3 separate regions of the Mus musculus genome follow, and all the other regions are linked to region 3. Evidence: chromatin loops called from intact Hi-C (ENCODE). Cell type or tissue: heart. All regions are shown on one strand. Each heading gives the region's core, and the rest is flanking DNA. Links, peaks and the distances in the headings are about the cores only. Region 1 overlaps C330002G04Rik (a long non-coding RNA gene). Region 2 holds the start of Mir1192 (microRNA 1192). Region 3 overlaps Trpm3 (transient receptor potential cation channel, subfamily M, member 3).

Region 1 (7,267 bases), core at 1,205-6,204, 110 kb before region 3:
TACAGATGGACACACAGCCATGACTGCCGTCCCCCAGAGGCCATCTTCCTCCTACCTCCCCGGGTAGCAGTGCATGGTAATATGTCCAGGCCCTGGAGGTTCTTTGTATCGTAATTTCTCCAGTGTTGGCAGGAGCTCCGGGTCTGAAGTGAGAAAAGGGTGTTTACATTCTGCAAGTACAATCTCAAGAATGCTTTGTTTCAGGGTTGCTCCAGCTAAGCCCCAGCTCCCTGGCAGGCCAAGCACCTCCTTTGTCTCTGGAATAGGCTGCCACTGCCTTAGAAATCAGTCTTGGAAGATGGATGAGAGACTAGACTGAGCATAACAAGAAGGCCCACTTTGAGAAGGCATTTGATTCTTGCCCCAGGTACTGCTGCCTGGATCAGACACCCTTGCTCCAGAAAGAGGGGGACACTTCACCAGGACAAGGCTCAGCAGCTCAGCACAGACGTGGAGGCAGGCGAGGCTGCTCAACAACCACTTGCTAAGTCAAAACACTGAAAATATGTGGGTGAGAAAACAGTTCAGAGGACACAGTAGTGATGTTCTTAATCAACATCTAAGAAAGAGCTCTCACTGACCCGCACTTACACTCATAACAACCATGGTTACTATTTACTTAATTAGGCACATTCTGTTTCCTTGGACCCCATAAGAGGCAAATTCAGCAAACAGGTGGCTTTTCCCCAGTTAAATAACTGAGCACTCTCCGGCAACAGCACCAAGTCTGAGGCGCTTGCCCGATGTCCCAAGGACAGTAAGTAAATCAGGAGGCAAGACCATCCTGCACAGAAAGCCCTTTGTTCTTCTCCCTGCCCTTCAACCCGCTGTTCTCTTTTTCCTGCAACGGGGCAGGACTGGGTTTCCTTGAAAGGAGGCATCGAGAGGCCCAGCCTACAACCAACCCCCTGCGGGGAGATTTGGGCATTTTGTGTCACCCCCTATCTTTTACAACAGGCATGGGAAGATTCCTGGTAGGCAACCATGTGGTCTGCCTGCAGAGCTTTGGAAAACACCTACATGAATTCAGGTCCTTACCAGCAGCTCAGACTGCTTACCTCTCTTCCTAACTCCCCCTCCCCCACCTATGGTCACACAGCTCTCCTCTTCCTTTCTGTTCCCCTCGGTCCTCTAGTTTGGAAGACAGGCTTCCGTTTTGCTAAAAAATTTTGTTTCAGGTACTCTTTTATGAACAGGCCCATGCACAAAATAAGCATCGGATAAATATGTGTCGAATTGTTCGCTAAATTCTAGACAAAAGATGAAAAGGCTTCGTATCTGGTAGGTGGAAAAGTTTGGGGGCGGGTGCAGAGTGGAGCCCCGGCAATGGTCTTGACTGTTCGTTCCCTTTGGTCTTCTGTCCTCTTTCCCTGCCCCCGCCTCCTCTTAGCGCAGGCGCGGCCTCCGTAGCATATTTAGTATTACCGCTGTCATCTGAGGCACGGAAACATCCAAACAGATTGAAAAGCTCCAATCGATGCCAAAGTAGAAGTGTGCACACAGGGGCTAGTTTCCTTGGAAGTGCTTCAGTTGTAATTAAACTCTAAAGACAAATATGCTAACAACTCCCTTGACCTTCCAGTGAGAAACAGCAGAACTGAACTTCCAGGACCAGAAAGGCATCTCTGGGGTGGGGGTGGGGGTGGGGGTGGGGGGAGGGTGCGGGGGCACACACGTGTGCCCACTTTTGCGGTCACTGTCCGCAGATGGCTTCTGGGCCCACACGTTCAAACGCTGGGCTGGGCTGGGGGGTGGCGGTGGTGCCTGCTGCTGCCGGGCTGCGCTGCGGCTGAGATCATTCTGTTGATCTCGTTTTACACAACGCAGCCCGGCACAGGCTGAGTACAGAATGTTCCCTTCTGTGAACCGAGCTTGAACCCTTCCAGCCCACTTTGTTTGAGGAACCACACAGACACAGAGGGAAAAGACAGGGCAGATAACCCCCAAATCGTTGAAATCACGGTGTTCTTTGGGATTTGGGCTTAGGCCATTTGCTTTTCACTGCCTAACGTGAAACCCCCCCCCCCCCCCAAACCTTGCTTTCCCGGAAGAGTGAAATGCCTGTAATGTCCTTCCTCCTAGACAGAACTTGGCACCAACTTTGGAAATTATAAAGTCTGTCACTGTCTCTCTTTAATTTATTTTTCTCCTCTTAGGCATTCAAAGAACAGCAGTGAAAGTTAGTTTCCTATAAAGGAAAGATGAGGTCCCTGGTGCTTGGGGCTTCTCCATGGGTTGTTATAAATTGTGTTCTTGGACTTGTTGCTATGGGTTGGAGATGTATGTGATGGGGAAGGCTTTGGGCCAGTGGCTTCTATACAAATGAGCAATGAGAAGAGGCCTGAGTGTGGAAGGTGGCTCACTGTTCCTCTACTGAACAATAGTCACCTTGTTTCAGGGCTAAGTGTGCAGTTTGAGGTCACAAATGGCTTGCGGGCTGTAGGCTGATCTCGGGGTGAAACTTCAGTAGATTAGATGGTGCTATTCAGTGTAGTAGTTTTCCACTTGATCTTAGCCAAAAGGCTGAGAAGCGATTGTAGTGGTTTTTCTACTCACTAAGAATAATGGTAATAGTAATGACAATACATTTGAAGAGAGGAGATTCTACTGTTACCTAAGCTGCTTAATGGTCCATACTTCCCCTCTCATCTGACCAGGAAGCTGAGATCGTAGGTGCCCAGTGACATTCTAGGCTCCTGCTGCTGATAATAATAACAATAAGGACAGCAATTCTTAGCATTGTTATGGTTTATTGAGACAGGGTCTTACTATGTAGCTCAGGCTAGCCCTTTGGTCTGAGATTCTCCTGCCTTGGCCTCCTGAATGTGAGGATTTCAGGCATGCACCACTACATCTGGCCACAATAGCGGTTTTTGCTAGGAGTAGGTTCCTTCCTCTGCACTTGCATTTACAAAAAATAGGCAAATCACACAGCTTTGTGTGAGACATGGGTTTGGATTTTCCTTTTCTTTTGAGAGTTTGTGTTATACTGGGTGGATTGTATTCTAGGCTCATTGGTGAAAGGGTTATAGGTGTGTCATATATACTGGCTGTCTATGAGGATCTTGCTGCTATTCCAATGACACAAATTCTTCCTTTGAATTCACAGTTGTGTCACCTCCTGATTTGGGGCTTCTAAAGTTTGTTTTTTGCTCATGGTTGTCAAGGACATTTAATTTTAATTTTCTATCTATCTATCTATCTATCTATCTATCTATCTATCTATCTATCTATCTAGTTTGTAGCTTTGACTGTCCTGGAATGGAATGTGTAGACTAGGCTGGTCTTGAACTCACAGAAACCAACTTCCTATGCTTCCCAAGTGCTAGGAATAAAGGTATATGCTATCACAACTGGTCTATTTATTTGTTTACGTATTAACACAAGATTTCACCACATATGTAGCCCAAGCTTGCCTCTGACTTGAGACACCCCCCCCCCCCCCCGGCTTTGAGAGCTGAGACAACAGGTGCTTGCTTACTGTCACACAGGTGCTTACTGTCACACTTCATTGTTAAGAAGGTTTCTACATGAATACCTTTGCTTCTGAGATGGTTTCAGTTCCAAGAGATTCTCTGATTTTTTTTTAAGTCATGTGTCACAATGCTATCAGAATATTGGCTAAAGAGTTTATTTATTTTACAATCTTCTCTTGAAATCTGGCTGTGTCTAAATGAGGGACAAGAGTTGAAGAATTGTGAGATGAACAAGGCCTGCTTACTTCCTCAAAGATCTTACTATCCAGTAGGAGAAGTCGAAACATACATGATGTGGAATATCATGAACACACACACATCTATACAGCTGAGGATGTTGACAGACCCTCAGAAGTAATAAACTGTTCATAGAGGATGTCAGGGGCTAGGTGAAAATTTCCATTTGAGGAGGTCGAGGCAAGAGCTGGTGGTGAAAGGGAAAAATTATGAGAACAGGTGGTATGTGTGATGAAAAGAGTCGTACAGAGCAGCGGATCAAGTAGAGTCATCCAGGAAGTAGTATGCAGTTCTTGTCCTGACTGGTGGAGGCTGATGTGTGTAGGAAGAAGTTAAAAAAAAATTAGATTTCATGTAGATGAGGAATACCCACTTCTCCATCTTGTGCCTTTACTAACTTTTCCTGCTAAGTTTGTACAAAACCCCAGGCTGCCTGATAGCATTCCAAGCGGTCAGGATGAATTGTTGGGACTGGCGCTGACTCATTGTCAGTCCTGGCTTGAGTCTGCTTTCTCATGTGTTGTTGTTGTTTTTCTCCTTCTGCCAAGTTCCCATGAGCCCTAGGCTGGTGTTGAACTCCATATGCAGCTGAAGATGATCTTGAACTCTCTTGAACTCCTGACCGTTCTGCCTCCAACTCCCAACTGCAGGCATGCACTACCTCCTCTGGTTTATCTCTCCTTCCCCTTGAGCCCAGGGCTTCGTGCACAAATAGTCAAGCACAAATAATTCCCTCCCTCCTCCTTCTCTCCCTCCCTCCCCCTCCCTCTTTCCATCCCTTTCTCCCTCCTTCCCTTCCTCCTATCATCCCTCCTATCCTCCCTCCCTCCTTCTCTCCCTCCTTCTCTCCATTCTTCTATCCTTTCTCCCCTCTCTTCTCTTCTCTTCTCTTCTCTTCTCTTCTCTTCTCTTCTCTTCTCTTCTCTTCTCTTCTCTTCTCTTCTCTTCTCTTCTCTCCCCTCCTTTCTCTTCTCTTCTCTCCCCTCCTCTTCTCTTCTCTTCTCTTCTCTTCTCTTCTCTTCTCTTCTCTTCTCTTCTCTTCTCTTCTCTTCTCTTCTCTTCTCTCCCCTCTCTCCCCTCTCCCCTCTCTCCCCTCTCCCCTCTCTCCCCTCTCTCCCCTCTCTCCCCTCTCTCCCCTCTTTCCCCTCTCCCCTCTCTCCCCTCTCCCCTCTCTCCCCTCTCCCCTTTCTCCTCTCTCTCCTCTCCTCTCCTCTCCTCTCCTCTCCTCTCCTCTCCTCTCCTCTCCTCTCCTCTCCTCTCCTCTCCTCTCCTCTCCTCTCCTCTCCTCTCTTCTCTTCTCTTCTCTTCTCTTGAAACAGGATCTCAGTATGTAGCCATAGTTGGCCTGGAACTTGATACATAGACCAGGTTGGCTTTGTACTTGTGGAGATCCACCTGTTTCAGCTTCCCAATGCTTGGATTAAAGGCTTGTGCCACCATGCCTGCTATCATGTTATCTGAAGTTCTTGAAGAAAGTTTGAGTCAATGTTACAACTCAGCAATATAGACCATGGTTTTAGGAAAGGTGAAAGCAAGCCTGGAAATAGGATGTGAAAGGAGACAGTGTTAATCACACAGACCAGGGAAAGCAGAACACGTTGGACCAATCAGATAATATGGTAGTTGCTCGAAAGGCAAAGCCAGAAAAAAAGTCTTGCCTGTGGGCAGGTTGTCTCACCACGGCCACTGAGTGACTTTCTCCTGGCCTGGGTGCCGATGGCTGGCTTTTGGATTTTGCTTACAGAAGGCAACAACAGAAAGAGTTTTTCATTTGTTCTTGTTGAAGCACATAGTCACACTCTGGATGTATCCCAGGCTGGTCTCCAGTTTGAGATCTTCTTGCTTCAGACTCCAGAATGCTGAGATTACCAGCATTTGCCATCAACCTGGCCAACAAGGAGATTTTTGACAAGCATATCTTTACTTCAAAGATGGTTTCAGTTCCAAGAGAGTCTCTATGATTTTATTTTTGAAAAAGTCACTGTCAACACATTATCAGAATATTGGGACCAATACAAGGACCACAGGATGGGGTCTTTGACCTTTTTATGAAGAACAGATGGTATCCTGAGATTCACACAGGCTGAACTGGGGAAGTCCCAGAACCTTCAAAGAGAGAGAGAACTTCACTCATGATTCCGAGAGACTTACCTGGACTTAGGAGTTACAGCAGCACCGAGAAACCAAGCACATGCTCACATACAAGAGGGAAAAAAAATGTTTGACTTTGAGAGGTGCTGGTATTTAATGAACACCCAAGGAAGGAAAGCTAAGAAATAATGTTTCCCCCTTTAAACTTTTATTATATTTTATATTAAGTGTGTGGGTGTTTTGTCTGCACATTTGTATGTGTGCCACATGGAAACCGAACATCTAGAAGAGCAGATGACTGTGCTTTTAGCTGCTAAGTCATCTTTATCTTCCACCTCTTTATTCATGTAGCCCAGGCTATCCTTGAACTCTCAATGTAGCCAAAGATGACCTTGAGCTACTGACTACTGTCCCTCTTGCCTCTTCCTGAAATTATAGGCTTTTACTACCATACTTGGCAGTAATCCAGTTCCATCAGTATGGGTGTTCATATTGGTCCTCCATTTTGTCTGATTTTTTTTTTTTTTTTTGTAAATATAGACCATTGCCTCACTTCGATGGGACATGGTAGTGTCTGTCTTTTATACATGCATGAAGACTATACTTGTCAACCTCTTGTGTTAGTTGACACATGAGCCACGGTGGAAGACATTTTATACACATATCAAGGACACACACACACCAATCCTTGTGTAATGAACACAAAAGGCTTTGTGAAACAAGAACCACAGGATTCTTTTACAACAACAATATTTTCTATTATATTTTATTTTGGTTTAAAAAAAAAAGAGAGAAAATGCTAATTGGGTCCAGCTACGTTGCTATCACACCACTGATGTTTTTCAAAGCTGCAGCTCGAAAGAGGCGGGGTTCAGGGGCTCTGTTTTCTGGCAGTCCACTCTCTGGAAGAGACTAGAAGCCTGCAGCGTGAGCTTAACTTGAAGTGCAGTGTGGGAGAGTTTGCCCCGTTTCCTAGGTCTCTCTTGCATAGATGCGTTTTTAGCTTTTGAAGGGAGGCTGTATAACCTCTATCAGCAGGGTTGCTAGTGATGTGCCTAGATCCAAATGATAGTAATAATGCAGGTTGCATGACTCTATATGATAAGGCTCAAGAAATTCTAGATGTTGGAACAGATGGGATTTTCCAACTGGAGTTACTCAACCTAGATAGCCTATGCAAATAACTCCTACCCCATCTGAAAAACTCCTAAATCTGCAACACATCTGGTCCTTAGCCTTCCAGATAAGGCCACTCAACCCATAGTGGGTATTGAATCTGGCACATCACATACATTATCAACACAATTTTTATAATCAAGCCCTAGGAGAGCGTTTAATCATTACCTTCTTTTTAACAGATGAGAAATACCAAAGCTAGGAGCAACAACTCACCCATGATTGCTCAACCAGTGAATGCTAAATTCAAACCCAGTCAGCCAGTCAGCTGGTTTAGAGAGTGAAGA
Region 2 (7,267 bases), core at 1,528-6,527, 210 kb before region 3:
AAGCCAGGGGTGTGATGTGGCTCACCTAGAAGATTATCTGCTTGCTCAGCATGCATAAAGCCTAGAGTTCGACCTCTAGAACCACAAAACCCAGGTACAGGCTTGTACTCTCAGCATTTGGGAGACAGAGGCAGGAAGGTCAGAAATTCAAGCTCATCTTTATAGGTCAGCAGAGGCAGAAAGGGGGCAACCATCTCCATCCTCCAGTGCTCTGGTGTGCAAATGCCCATAAATACAGATTTGATAGAGACAGAAAGTTATCTAATATTTACAAAAGATGGACATGGTGACCCATACCCACACCCTTAGCAATTTGTAAGCTACAACAGGAGGCTTACAAATGCAAAGCCATTCTGGTTTACCCAGTAAATTCAAGGCCAGACTGAGTTGTTATGTGAAGACATTGTTTCAGAAACTCGTATGTTCTTATGTGAATATATAAACTTACTGAAGATAATGATGCATTTGAGCTTAAGTTATTCCACAGATTATCAAGCATTTTGAGGATGCTCCCAGTAGTCCATGCCTATTAATCAGCATCTGGGTAGCTGAGACTGGAGGATAGAGTTTGAGGCCAGGCTAGGCCACATAATGAGACTCTTGTTGATGTGCAACTTGGTCTTCACTTGGGTTCCCTAGCAACTGGAGTGGGGCTCTCTCTGACTCTGTTGCCTGCCATTGGATCCCCTTCCCTATCTGGACTGCCTGGTTAGTCTCAGTGGGAGAGGATGGGTTTAGTCCTGCTGGGACAGATGTCCCAGGATAGGGTGGTACCCAAGACAAAAAGCTATGGACCTTAAGCTTACTCCTCTGGATTCGCTAGCACCTCCAAGATCTTGGAGTGCACATGGCCCCTGACCTTCAACAGCTCTGCTTGTTCATCTTCTTGAAAGTGCAGAAGCAGCAGACTTCATTATAGATAGGAGAGGGTAGAGGGGGAGAGATTTCTAAGTGCAGGACTTAGAAGGGGAAGAGAAGGGGGTGTGCAATTGGGATGTAAAGTGAGTAACAAAAATAAATTATGGAAAGAGAATTAAATATATATATATATATATATATATATATATATATATATATATATATATATATATATATAATAAAACAAAAAAAGCAAAGGAAAAAAAAAGCCAGGTAGATTTAGGAGTCTAAAGCCAGCTTATAGAGTGAACTCCAGTCCAGTCAAGAAGGGCCATGTGATGAGACCCCCGTCTTAACACAAAACAAAAAACCCACCCGAAACAATGTGTTCAGTGGGAGCAGAGATGTGTAGTTTCTATGGAGAAATTAATGGGTACTCAAGGTGTCAATGACAAGAAAGGAAGTCGCTGTTTCTGACACAAACAACTCATTAGAAAGTGAAAAACCTTTCAGGATATACATCTGTCTTCTCACCACCTCCTTTTTAATGACCTAGAAAAAGGCCCTAACAAGAACAGACAAAAGGCACCCCTCCTCCTGAGCAATGCGTTGTGCCCTGCATAAGCGGGGCTGTCCAACTACTGCCATCCTTCCTAGAAAATGGGCCAGTCCAAGAACACAGCCTCAACCATAGTGCTTGACCTGGTGGGTCCCACAAAGACCTGCTTGAATCCCTGACTGTCCACTGCCACCTTCCCACCACCCGTAGTGGGTCTGCAGGGCAGAACAAACACTTCCATTCTCCAGTGTTCTCGAGGGCAAATCTAACATAACAGTTTGTGAACATCCCAGACAGAATTCCACCATCTCTACCTAAGTCGTTTCCCTGAACCCTGGACTCAAAAAATCAAGACGCGATACACCTCCGGTTCACCGGAAGTATCGCCACACCCAAAGATGTTCTAAAGGAATGAGGAGGATGCCAGGCAGCCTCCGAAAGAACAATCCTGCCCCCCCCCCCCCACGGCTACCCATCCGAGTACCACCTGTTCTATCTCCTGTAGCCTAGGTGGTTTCGCTATTTTTTTTTTTAAAAAAAGGTTTACTTTTGTATTTTATGTAAGTACACTGTAGCTGTCTTCCGACACACTAGAAGAGGGCATCCGATTCCATTACAGATGGTTGTGAGCCACCATGTGGTTGCTGGGAAGTGAACTCAGGACCTCTGGAAGAGCAGTCAGTGCTCCTAACCGCTGAGCTGTCTCTCCAGCCCGGTTTCACTATGTTTATGTTTGCCGTGTGGCTTTGATGCGAGATGCTGCTGCCGGGTCCCAGTGGGAAAGAAAGGAGCCTGTGCACCAGTGTAGACTCTTTAAAGGGAACGGGTCTGTCCCGGGGCATACTTCTCGCCCGCCATTTGGGATCTGTGGGGTAAACAGACACCACTGCTACTGTTTGCATGGACGCCCAAACTCCATAGATCTGTGAGAAACACACAGCCCTCCTGAAACTCCAAGGAAAGATGACAGACGAGATTCTTGAGCCTTCAGGTACTCAGCATAGTAGGAACTGAGTCTCCTGGCCTCGTCTCAGAAATTCTAAAACCAGTGCAGAAGCAAACTATGGACCTCAAACAGCTATACGTATTTTTTTTAACACAAGAAAGGGCTGCCTCTTGGTACACCTCACTAGAAGGCACTGTTTAAGTCAGTCTGAGAACGTGGAGCTGGAAGCACCTAGCATGGAGCTTTCTAACTGGCCAGGTATCAGGAGCAGCAGCTTAGCTTAAGGGGCAGATGATTCTCCCAAAGACACCGCACCAGGGCATGGCCAGTTTCAAACCCAGCCTGGATGCTTGCTTCAGTTGTATGCACACAAAGATAGGAGATAAGAGAAACTGGCCAAGGGCAGAGCTGAAGGAACCGTTCATGCCAGCGGGTGGGGGTGGGGTGGGGTTGCACTCAGTCTTCCTGGCCCTTCTTTGCATAGATATTGCCTGGGGGTGGGGGCAGGGTGCATTCATTGTTAAGCCGGTTAAGTGATAGCTCCCAACTTTCAGTTTCTAAGTAATGGGTTTTTGTCTTGTTTTGCTTGTTTTTTAATGTAGAATACCAAGCCTGGAGCTGTAAGTAGCACACACCTGAAATTCCAATTCTTGAAAAGGCTGAGGTAGGGGGATGGTGTCCAACGCCATCCTTGGTAGCCTAATAAATTTAAGTCTAGCTTGGGCTACAGGAAGCCCTGTCTCAGTAAACAAAAAGCTATGCACTTTAAGCTCACTCCCTCTGAATTTGCTAACACCTCCAAGACCTTGGAGTGCACACGGCGGCCCCTGACCTCTCTGCTTGGCCATCTTTGTGCAAGTGCAGAAGTAACAAGCCTCAGTACAGACTCTGTACTTGGATTGTTTCCTGAGCACAACGCATCATGGACGAAGCCCAGCGGTCCATAGAGGGCCAGGCTGCTGCGTTTTGAGGCTTACGTGGGTCTTTTCTACTCGCTACTGTTATTTTCAACCTTATGCTTGTGAGCCCTGAATGGGGCTGGCAGAACAGTGTCTGTGCAGATGTTAGAGGTCTCTAGGGAGCGCCAGAGCTCTGTATTTCCTCTTAAAGTCAGACCAGGAAGTGCTCAGAAAAGGCTGCTACCTCCCAGCCACGCCAGACCAAGTGCAACTTGTGGAAGCCCAGGTTAGGAAGGTCCTACTGGAACGGCACCTGAGGGGCTGGCTTGTTGTGGTCAAGTGGGACCCGGGTTGAGACGGGACTAGGTGCCACCAGAGGAAAGCAATGTCACAGTGCCCAGAATCTCACTCTTCAGCATACAGTGGGTGTGTGACAGCCAGTGGAGACCACCAGGCTGCAGGGATGACCCTTCATGATGCCAAAGCAGCCTGTGAGTTTTGCTATTCCAGATATCAACCAGGGAAAGAACGCGAGGAATCCCAAATTAGCATGGCTGTCTTGAGTTTTACCTCAGAAAGATAATACAATGTAATGTGTTAACAAGCTGTTTCTATAATTCCAGCACTTGCGAGGCTGAGGCAGAAGGATCACTGTGAGTTTGAGGCCAGTGTAGCTGTAGAATCGTATCTTTACAAACTCACTGATCCTAAGAACTCTTATACTGCCAAGATAGAGCTTTGCTCCAACGGGGGTGGGGGGGGGCGGTTAGTAACTATGCCCACTCTACCAGCTAGCTAGGTAGGTTGTGACAGATGAGGCAGACAGGCAATGCTATGCCATCATTTGTCTCCAGCTTCCCCCCTGGGGACTTCGCATTGCTGGTACCAGGGTATGGCTGTGGTGACAGAGTCTTACTCCACTGAACCACTCATTTCTGCAACAAAATGAGTCAGAGATTGGCCTGATTCAGTGTTCATCACCAGAAACTATGAAGGTTGGGTCTGAGCTCTCCAAACATGAGGCGCGCCCCCCCCCCCCCCGCCTCCTGCCCACCATGGGATCTGGACAAGTGACCCAAGCCGGCCTTGGATGCTCTCAGAATTCATCCCTCCTGCTTAGTCCTCCCGAAATGCTCAGGTTAGAGGCATGCACTCCACGCCCAACTTCATTCTGCTACTGTCTTTGAAACTGTAATGATACAACAACTACAACGGAATTACGGCAGCCCAGGAATTTAAGTCACTTTGGGGCGTGTGTGTGTGTGTGTGTGTGTGTGTGTAAGCTCTATTTTCTGTTTCCTGTATTTACTGTGGTGTTTCTGTTGAGTACGGTGCACATTGAAAGGACTTTGGAATCTCGATAGGAACCACTACATAAATGGCTCATCTTTACAGAGACCTTCTCTATTAAGTAACACCTGGGATAATAAATGCTCACGTAAATGTGATTCATTTCATCCCTCAGAGCACTGGAATAGATGATGTGAAAACCCTGAAGATCACACGGCTGCTTATAAAACTTGTCCCATGTGAAGCATTTGTTTGGTCTTGGTTCCCCAATCATCTCCTCAGGGGGGCCTGTGAGTGCATGAGCACTTGTAAAATATGTTGAAATTATCTGTACTCTGCCAGGTCCTTTCTGTCCATTCGCTCAGAGCCTATCTTTTCTGCTAAGCTCAGGAGAGCAGAGAAAATAAATGCTGCTCTTTGGCACAGCCTATTTGCAAGCCTAAGTGGACATCGGTGTTTGATTCGCCTTGTCTGGCCTCTATCTTCCTCTACTGGTAAGGAACAGTGCACCTTGCTTCCCTTTGCAGCCAGTCCTTTCTCTGAGCCCACACCTTCAGACCTGAGAGTCTTGGATAAATAAGTCTGTTTTCATAAGGGACACACCACTTAAGCTTAGCCGTGGCTTTCAGCCTGGGTTGTTTGCTGGAATCATTAGGAATGGGAAGTAGTCTTTCTGTGGGGCTTTGCTGAATTGGCAGGAAGTGAGTCTGGTGTTGCTTGGCAGCCATTTTAGTACCATTCAGAGACAGCCTGCTCATGAATGAAGCCAGAGCCAGCAAGAGGGTGGCAAAGCCATAGAGAGAGGGGGCACTGAATGTCCATCTGCATTCAGCAACTCCTGAACTTGGATCTCCATTTTTAATCTTTTTTTAAGTTTTGCTAAGTAGCCTAGTGTGCCCTCTAACACGTGGCAGTTGTCTGCTGCCTAAGCCTATCAAGTGTTGGGATTATAGGTGAGAGACACAACGCCCAGCTCAGAGCAAGTCCAAGTCTGGACTTTCTTGCTTGCAACCTATTTATGGATCCCAAACCCAGCCCCTGGCAGGTGTGGCAGCACTGGCCTGTCATCTCAGCAGTCTGGAAGCTGAGGCAGAAAGACAGCCTAGACCATAGAGTTGCAGGCTGGCATGAGCTATACAAGCCAGACCCTGTCTCAAAACACAAAAGCAAACAAACAAAAAGAGCAAATCGAAACAACAATGACAAATTTGGTCTGTTTGTTTGTTTGTTTTTACTGTTTGGAAGGAAATAGTTTCGGGTGACAAGGTCAGGAGCAGTTATTTTTGTTGACTTTCCTAACTAAAACTCATGAAAACTATCTTCACATCAGACCTGGGGCACAAGGAAGACAGCTTAAGATGGTGGCTCTAGGGCCAAACCCAAAAGAGCCATAAGAATAAATACAGAATCTCTTCTCACTGGGAGCAAGCCACTCAACAGCCCTCACGTACAACTTAGACCTTGAAACAACAGTAGGAATATCTCAGCATAACCTTGGACGAGTCTGATTCCTCCTGTTTAAACAAGAAAAGCAACACACTTCTATTCGGTCTTATGGGATTAACATTCAAGTGAAATGCACGTAAGCCACTTAGCTCAGGCTCTGAGACATACTACATGTTCAGGACGATAGTGCTCACTAAGTCTCAATGGCTGTCGCCATCTAACACACCTTTCACTTGTCACCATTGCTCAGCACCATCCTGAGTCCACCTAGAATTCTAAACAAAAATTCTAAGGCTCTCAAAGGTGTCTGGGATATGTATGTAAAATATATATTTTTTAATTGTAGTAATCCTCAGCAAAAGGTTGGCATGCATAATCTTTTAAATGACTCATCTGAACGTGGCCTCATAATTTCATGAATATATATAATTATGGAACCCCATTTGACAGGTGAGAAACCTGAGGTTTCAGGGAGATAAAAGCTTTGCTTGAGTCTTTGTGATGAGAGTTATGGAGTCAGGGTTAGGTTAGGCCTGGGCAGGTGCATGCTCCCATCACGGTACCTCTGTTTCTATGGTGAAGGTAAAGGCTCTTCTGGAAGCCCCTTGCCTTAGCTAGAGCTCCTGAGAAGTCACTCACTATTCTGATGGGCCAGGGCCTTGTCGTCACTAACTGTGATCTTAGCAGAGCTGATCCCCTGTAAAGGGCAGGTGCTGAAGTCCCCCAACCTTTCTCCCATTGTTCTGAGCCACAATGATCTGCAGTGTTGGCACATGCCTTTAATCCCAGCACTTGGGAGGCAGAGGCAGGCGGATTTCTGAGTTCGAGGCCAGCCTGGTCTACAGAGTGAGTTCCAGGACAGCCAGGGCTACACAGAGAAACCCTGTCTCGAAAAACAAACAAACAAAAAATAAATCAATAAATTTCAGGGGCCCAAGACACAGTGCTAGCAGCACTCAGGAGGCCCAGGTTCCATCCCCCAACCCCAGAAAACACTTTCATTCACGCAAAGACCCAGCAGCTCTGGCCTGGGATGATGGAGTGGAAACCTTTGGATCCCAGGTCCAGATTCTCAGCTCTTACCACAGGCTTCCAAAGCCCCGAGCACCTGGGAAGTGTGCAGCTAAGACAAAAAGAGGCTTGAAGACACACCTCACAAACGTGTGTGTTTAGGAACAAGTGGGAATGAATGTGGAGAAAGACCCAAGAAATTAAAAAAAAAAAAAAAAATTTGGGTTCCTCCCTACTCTGGTGGAGGACGCCATTCTC
Region 3 (7,267 bases), core at 983-5,982:
TCTGTGATGCCACAATTACGCTTATACCTAAACCACACAAAGGTCCAACAAAGAAAGATAACTTCAGAACAGTTTTCCTTGTCAGTATTGATGCAAAAATACTCAATAAAAAATTTTGAAAACTGAATCTAAGAACACATCAAAATAATCATCCATCATGATCAGGTGGACTTCATCCCATGGATGCAGGGATGGTTCAATATACAGAAATCCATCAACATAATCCACTACATAAACAAACTCAAAAAATGATCATTTCATTAGATGCTGAGAAAGCATTTGACAAAATCATAACGATAGTATCCTTATGGACCGCAAAAATTCCACCAGAAAACTCCTAAACCTGATAAAGAGCTTCAGCAAACTGACTGGAGATTAAAATTAATTCAAGCAAATTAGTAGCCTTCCTCTGCTCGAAGGATAAACAGGCTGAGAAAGAAATTAGGGAAACAACACCCTTCACAATAGTCACAAATAATATAAAATACCTTGATGTGACACTAACCAAGTAAGTGAAAGATCTGTATGACAAGAACTTCAAGTTCTTGAAGAAAGAATAGAAGATCTCAGAAAATGGAAAGATCTCCCATGCTTATAGATTGGCAGGATTAATATAGTAAAAATGGCCACCTTGCCAAAAGCAATCTATAGATTCAATGCAATCCCCATCAAAATTCCAACTCAGTTCCTCATAGAGTTATAAAGAGCAATTTGCAAGTTCATCTGGAATAACAAAAAACCCAGGATAGCGAAAACTATTCTCAACAATAAAAGACCTGGGGAAATCACCATCCCTGACCTCAAGCTGTATTACAGAGCAATAGTGATAAAACCTGTATGGTATTGGTACTGAGACAGGCAGGTAGATAAGTGGAATAGAATGAAGACCCAGAAATGAACCCACACACCTATGGTCACTTGATCTTTGACAAAGGAGCTAAAACCATCCCATGGAAAAAAGACAACATTTTCAAAAATGGTGCTGGCTCAGCTGGAGGTATACAAGTAGAAGAATGCAAATTGATTCCTTTTTATCTTCCGTACAAAGCTCAGGTCTAAGTGGATCAAGGACCTCCACATAAAGCCAGAGACTCTGAAACTAATAGAAGAGAAAGTGGGGAAGAGTCTTGAACACATGGGCACAGGGGAAAATTTCCTGAACAGAACACCAATGGCTTGTTGATCTTAGGATCAACAATAGACAAATGGGACCTCATAAAATTGCAAAGCTTCTGTAAGGCAAAGGACACTGTCAATAAGACAAAACATCAACCAACAGATTGGGAAAAGATCTTTACCAACCCTACATCCGATAGAGGGCTAATATTCAACATATAGAAAGAACTCAAGTAATTAGATTCCAGAGAATCAAATAACCCTATTAAAATGGGGTGCAGAACTAAACAAAGAATTCTCAACTGAGAAATATTGAGTGGCCCAACAGTACTTAAAGAAATGTTCAACATCCTTAGTCATCCGCGAAATGTAAATCAAAACAACCCTGAGATTCCACCTTACACCAGTCAGAATGGCTTAGATCAAAGCCTCAGGTGAGAGCCGAGGATGTGGAGAAAGAGGAACACTCCTCCATTGTTGGTGGGATTGCAAGCTGGTAAAATCACTCTGGAAATAAATCTGTCGGATCCTCAGAAAATTGAACATAGTACTACCTGAGCACTCAGCTATACCATATACCCAGCATATACCCAGAAGATGCTCCAAATTGTAATAAGGATACATGCTCCACTATGTTCATAACAGCCTTATTTACAATAGCCAGAAGCTGGAAAGAACCCAGAAGTCCCTCAACAGAGGAATGGGCACAGAAAATGTGGTACATTTATACAATGGAGTACTACTCGGCTATTAAAAATAATGGCTTTATGAAATTCCTAAGAAAGTGGCTGAAACTAGAAAATATCTTCCTGAGTGAAGTCACCCAATCGTAAAAAAAAAAAAAAAAAAAAAAAACCCAAAACAAACAAACAAACAAACAAACAAACCCAACATACTTGGTATGCACTCACTAATAAGTGGATGTTAGCCCAAAAGCTCAGAGTACCCAAGATACAATTCACAGACCACAAGAAGCTCAAGAAGAAGGAAGACCACAGTGTGGATGCTTTGGTCCTTCTTAGAAGGGGGAACAAAATACTCACAAGAGGAAATACAGAGACAAAGTGTGGAGCAGAGACTGAAGGAAAGGCCATCCAGAGACTGCCCCACCCGGGGATCCATTCCATATACAGTCACCAAACCCAGACACTATTGCAGATGCCATGAAGTGCTTGCTGACAGGAGCCTGGTATAGCTGTCTCCTGAGGGGCTCTTTCAGAGCCTGACAAATACAGAAGCAGATGCTTGCAGCCAACCATTGGACTGAGCACGGGGTCCCCAGTGGAGGACTTAGAGAAAGGACTGAAGGAGCTGGAGGGGATTGCAATCTCAGGAAGAACAACAATATCAACTAACCAGATCCTCCAGAGCTCCCAGGGACTAAAACACCAACTAAAGTGTACATATGGAACAACCCATGGCTCCAGCCGCATATGTAACAGAGGATGGCCTTGTTGGTCATCACTGAGACGAGAGGCCCTTGGACCTGTAAAGGCTCGATGCCGCAGAGTAGGAGAATGCGAGGGTGAGGAGACAGGAGTGGGTGGGTGGAGGATCACCCTCATAGAAGCAGGGGAAGGGGGACGGTATAGGAGGTTTCTGTAGAGGAAATTGGGAAAGGGGATAACATTTTAAATGTAAATAAAAAAAATCCCATAAAAGAAAAGAAAAGAAAACAAAAAAAAAATTTAAGATCGAATATCTCCTTTCTGGTAAGGGTAAGTGGTGACATTGTCCTTGGTTGAGGATCAATGTAATGGGTTTGTACTTTGGGGGGGGGGGGTTATTGTCATCGTCGTCGTCGTCATCATCGTCATCGTCATCATCGTCATCATCATCTATTTGGCAGTGTTGGGGACCAAACTTACAACCTTGAACATAAGAGAGAGTTATTGTATCATTCCAGATCCTGGCAGATTTTCCTTCGGCCACAAGAAAGCCTCTTTGGATGCATTCCAGCTTCTTGTGGTTGTCCCAAGACCTTTTTGACCTTCAGGCTTCTTGTGTGATACGTGTCTGGTGCATTTGTAGGCTGGAAAAGGATGTACTAAGAATGAAAAAGCAAAATGTGAAGAGGGAGGCAGAGGGGAAAGAGGGCAGGAAGAGAGGGATGGAGAGGAACAGAGAAGGAGGAAGATGCATGCACACATTGGTTCTTCTTCCTTCCCTTACTTTGTAGACTTCTGTAGGATCAAAGGAGAGGAAGTGGGGAGAAGAACACAGATTGAACTGGCAATGCTGGTCTGGGGGGCGGAGAACTGGGGGCCTAGGGCTTTGGAGCTTCAAGTAATCCCGATACTTAAAACAGGCATTAGCAAAATAGTGTAGGCAGCATTAGGATGGTGTTTGGAGAAAGCAGGATGTCTGCCAAGGTGCTTGGCAGAACCACCATGTAGGCACAGTCCTTTTACCACACCGTGCCTGGGCCCTGCTCCCTGCCCTGCAGTCACACAGTTGCCTCATGCTGCCCTCTGGCTGCTCAAAGCCTACTTCACCCAGGCGGAGCCATCTGCTGCAGCATTTCCTGTCCTGCTTCCAGCTCCCCCTTTCTGGATGCTGATTTCAGCTATTTGGAGAGTTAAGACCAAACAGGCAAATGCGTTACACTAAGGGGAGATGAGTCTGCAGGTTTAACCTGGTCAGGGGATCCTGGCTCTTCGAAGGGAAGTTTGCTGTTCCTTGGTTACGGGAGATTTGGAACAAAGAATATTTTTTTTTCTGCCTTCTCTGGTTTCTCTGAAGCGAGCATGGGAGTGGTGTATTTTCTAGCCGGTGGTCTCTCTGTCCCCCTCTGCCCTCTCTCACAGTTGAGTTTCTTAAGTTAGAGATCTCACTTAGAAAGGGGCTCCAGACAAGATGAACTGTGAAAGAAACCAACTTTCTTAGCTTGGCATGTAATGTGTTTGCTAACAATCTGTCTTTCTAACCTCTTCCCTATTCATTCTTCCAAGAATTAGTAGACGAGATGGATACAGATGCTGGTCCCAGCTCCTCCCTTAAAAACCTCAGACAGTGCAGCCAGAGGCCACATAAAAGGCCAGAAGAAAACAAGGGCAAACCAGGGCAGGCTCAGGTGGCCTGAGAGCGCCTCGCCTCCTATGTGGAACTAACCTGGGGATTAGCTCCTGGCTGGCACAGGAAGGAGATCTCCTGTCTTTGTTCTTTCCAGCCCCATCTGTGAACACCCGACATGCTTTGTCATCTGTCTTTGACTTCGGACATGATCATCCTTTCATTAGAATGGTTTATCTGTCTGAAAAACTCCTAATTCCATTCACAATTCAGTTTAACTCTTTATCACCAAGGCAAATGCCTCCGACCTCCCTTGCTTTCTCTGCCTCTCTGCTTTGTTGTGGCTCCCCGAGCTACTGCTAAATTAAACTGTACTCTTCTTTCTTGTGAGTGAATTCCTTATAAGTCACCTCTATAGAAAATAAATCCCACCAATTTGTAATGTTCTGTTGATGTGCCAATCCTCCCATTAACTGTTCTTCAAAGGCAATGAAGTAACCCCCCCCCCCCCCAACCCCCAGCTTCTGGCAAAGAGCCTGACACACGGAAATGTTCAGTATCAGTGAATAGACCCATTCAAACTAGGGTAGCAGGATGTTCCCTGTGTTCTCTCCTGTAGTTGATGGTAAGATTTACTGTCCACACAGGAGGACACACAGAGCAAATATGTCCAGTGTTACTACAGCCCAGATCAAGAAATAGTTATCCATCAGAATTGAGGATGTCACTAAGGCAAAGACTGAAAATCCCATATTTGACCTGAAACTGCTGGTGCCTTCTATACAGAACTCATCTTGAACCATGGGCCATATAGCAGAGACCAAATATTTGGCTAAAAGCCAAGCAAGTTTCAGTTAAACATCCCTTGACAGATGCGGCCTAAAATCTAGCTGCAGGAAGCTATTTGCTCCGGGGAACAACTGTCTTCCAAAATCCCTGGCACGTCCCTTCTTCCTTCCTTCCACACAGCCTTCAGGACAAACAACTAATGTACGTGCTTTGCAGGAATGTTCTGCTAATTGTTAACCTGTGTGCAGACGAGCCCGTTTGTTGGCTGCTGTTAATACAGATCGGTTAAAATAATCAAAATGGGTGTCCTTGGCTCTGCTTTCGGTGGAGGATCAACCATCTGCCTTACTGTGTTTGGTCAGAGCACCGTGCGTTTGGAAAGGGCTGTGGTTACAGGATGTACAGCAATGACCTCTGGAGTGGCCCAGCTCAGAGCAGGGGGACTCTGCGGGGCCGTTCTTGTCTGCTGCTCGGCTCACACAGCCTTCTCCTCCTTTCTCTGTGAGCTCACAAGGAAAGACCCCCTCCCTTTTTTATTCATTTCTTTATAGACATGCAAACCACCAACCTCTGTGTATATATTAAAATGATGGCTTTGTCAGTGATATAGTTCTTGAACCTGGCTGTAATTTTCTAAAAAAAAAAACCACACTCAGCTAAGTTTCATGATGTTATCGACTCTTGAATTCCCTTTCAGGGTATGTTTCTCCCCGTAACTCTTCACCTCATGCATGCATGTGCCTCCCCGTTTAATTGAACCCCAGTTTGCAGTTCCTTTATAACTACTCAGCTACTTTCTATTCTTGGCACTTGGATGTCGCTTGCTATAGGTGTCTATTCACCAAAATTTTTTTGTTTGATTACCTAATGCAGTTAGCAACATGGCTTTTCTCTGAGCCTTGCGTCAGGGTGTTTAGTCATGTGCTGGAGGTTTTCTGATGTGTTACTTCGAGCCTGACACAGCTTGTGTTGCTGAAGCGACAAGGTGAGCAGGTAGATGTGTTTTTGCTCCCATGACGTTGGTATACTAAAGGAAAGTATCCTACAGCTTAGCTGTCTGATAGGACATCCACTAGTGATGTACAGCTACTTGAGTTAAAATCCCAATTAATTAAAATAAGATAAAAATAGAAGTTTTAGTTCTTCATTCACACTGGCTACATTTCAAGTACTCAGAAGCCACAGGGGGCCAGCAGCTATAGTACCAGATAGCACCGTTCCATCACAAATGATTCTACTGCTGAGGAGTGTTCTAGAAGAACTCTCTAGTCCCACTGTTATCCCAATAATCTCAAAACCCTTGTAGCTATACAGAGAAATGATTTCGAAAGAAAGAGCCACAGGTCATAATTCCACACTTGCAATTTCCATTAGAAGAATGGATGAGGCATAGTATTTAGGAACCTACACACTTATTTTTATTGGGAACACCCAGTTTTTAATTACAAGATGGCTAAATTAATATGGTGCAATAAGACCTTGAGATATAGTTGGCTCATGGTTTCTGAGGCTCTGTGTTAACTAGCCATGGAAGAAAAATACTGGAAAACAGCCCCCCCCCAAACATTGCACCAAACATGTGTTTCCCTAAACCAGACAGAATAACCACTTTCTTAGCACTTACACAGTATTGGGTATTCGCAGTTTTGAGATGACTTAAAATATACAGGAGAATGTTCATAAGATATGTGTGACACTGCAGCATTTTATATAAGGGACTGGGTTGGACAGTGGTCACACACACACCTTTAATCCCAGCAAAGTCAGGCAGATCTCTGTGTGTCTGAGGCTGCTCTGGTCTAAAAAGCTAATTCCAGGACAGCCAAGGCTACACACACACACACACACACACCCTGTTTCAAATATATGACCTGAACATCTGTGGAGTTTGGTAGCCACAGAATGAGGTGAAATCCTGAATTCAGTTCTCTGTGAATACAAGGGATGACAAACCCATCACTTTCCCATCCTGTCTTTTGAGCAGATGTTGGCTTTGTTCTCACCATTTTTGTGGAGAGGAAAACTATCATTGAGAACCCAGAGACAGCCCGTGTACCTTTCTGGTGTTCTCTTACAAATTCCCAGGGATCTGAGAATGCTTGGAGAAGGAGACACAGAAAGAAAGATCTAGGAAGTTTATTCAAGTGTCCTGGCTGAAGCAGAGCTACAGAAGAGAGAGAGAGAGAGAGAGAGAGAGAGAGAAATGGAAGCCTGCACACACACATGAGTGTGGGCCAGAGCAAATGCCAGTCCACCCATACCTTATGGGACCAGGCTGTGTGATGCTGGGAGTTCTGTTACAAGGAGCAGGGCTTCTGGGAGACAGAGTTTCTAGGGACTGTGGAGAGGA

What was found. Hi-C counts contacts between places; a loop is a spot of excess contacts. Peaks named below come from ENCODE experiments on the same cell type or tissue, not always from the same donor. Only the 100,000 strongest peaks of a DNase experiment are listed, where the experiment ranks them.
Region 1: it touches region 3 in a loop (8-fold over the local background); 4 of 42 quality-filtered maps call a loop at or near these places.
Region 2: it touches region 3 in a loop (4-fold over the local background); 6 of 42 quality-filtered maps call a loop at or near these places.

Annotation. Positions count from the first base shown.
Region 1 is chr19:23,051,601-23,058,867 of GRCm38, reverse strand. It overlaps C330002G04Rik (a long non-coding RNA gene), which reads left to right. Exons shown (of 8, transcript XR_001782629.2): 5 at 7,163-7,267. Among named protein-coding and RNA genes, the nearest start is that of C330002G04Rik, 21 kb to the left of the region's middle. In heart, for the core only: no CTCF peak of the experiment used is centred there; DNase peaks (open chromatin) are centred at 1,397, 1,847, 2,367 and 4,227; H3K4me3 peaks cover 897 bases; H3K27ac peaks cover 946 bases.
Region 2 is chr19:23,147,962-23,155,228 of GRCm38, reverse strand. All of the region lies in intron 1 of Klf9 (Kruppel-like factor 9), which reads right to left. It overlaps Mir1192 (microRNA 1192), which reads right to left and starts at 5,798; the gene lies at 5,678-5,798. In heart, for the core only: a CTCF peak has its summit at 3,431; DNase peaks (open chromatin) are centred at 2,668, 3,478, 5,258 and 5,528; H3K4me3 peaks cover 973 bases; H3K27ac peaks cover 1,131 bases.
Region 3 is chr19:22,936,985-22,944,251 of GRCm38, reverse strand. The region is part of intron 22 of Trpm3 (transient receptor potential cation channel, subfamily M, member 3); the gene reads right to left. Among named protein-coding and RNA genes, the nearest start is that of Gm52388, 14 kb to the right of the region's middle. In heart, for the core only: a CTCF peak has its summit at 3,591; DNase peaks (open chromatin) are centred at 3,591 and 5,141.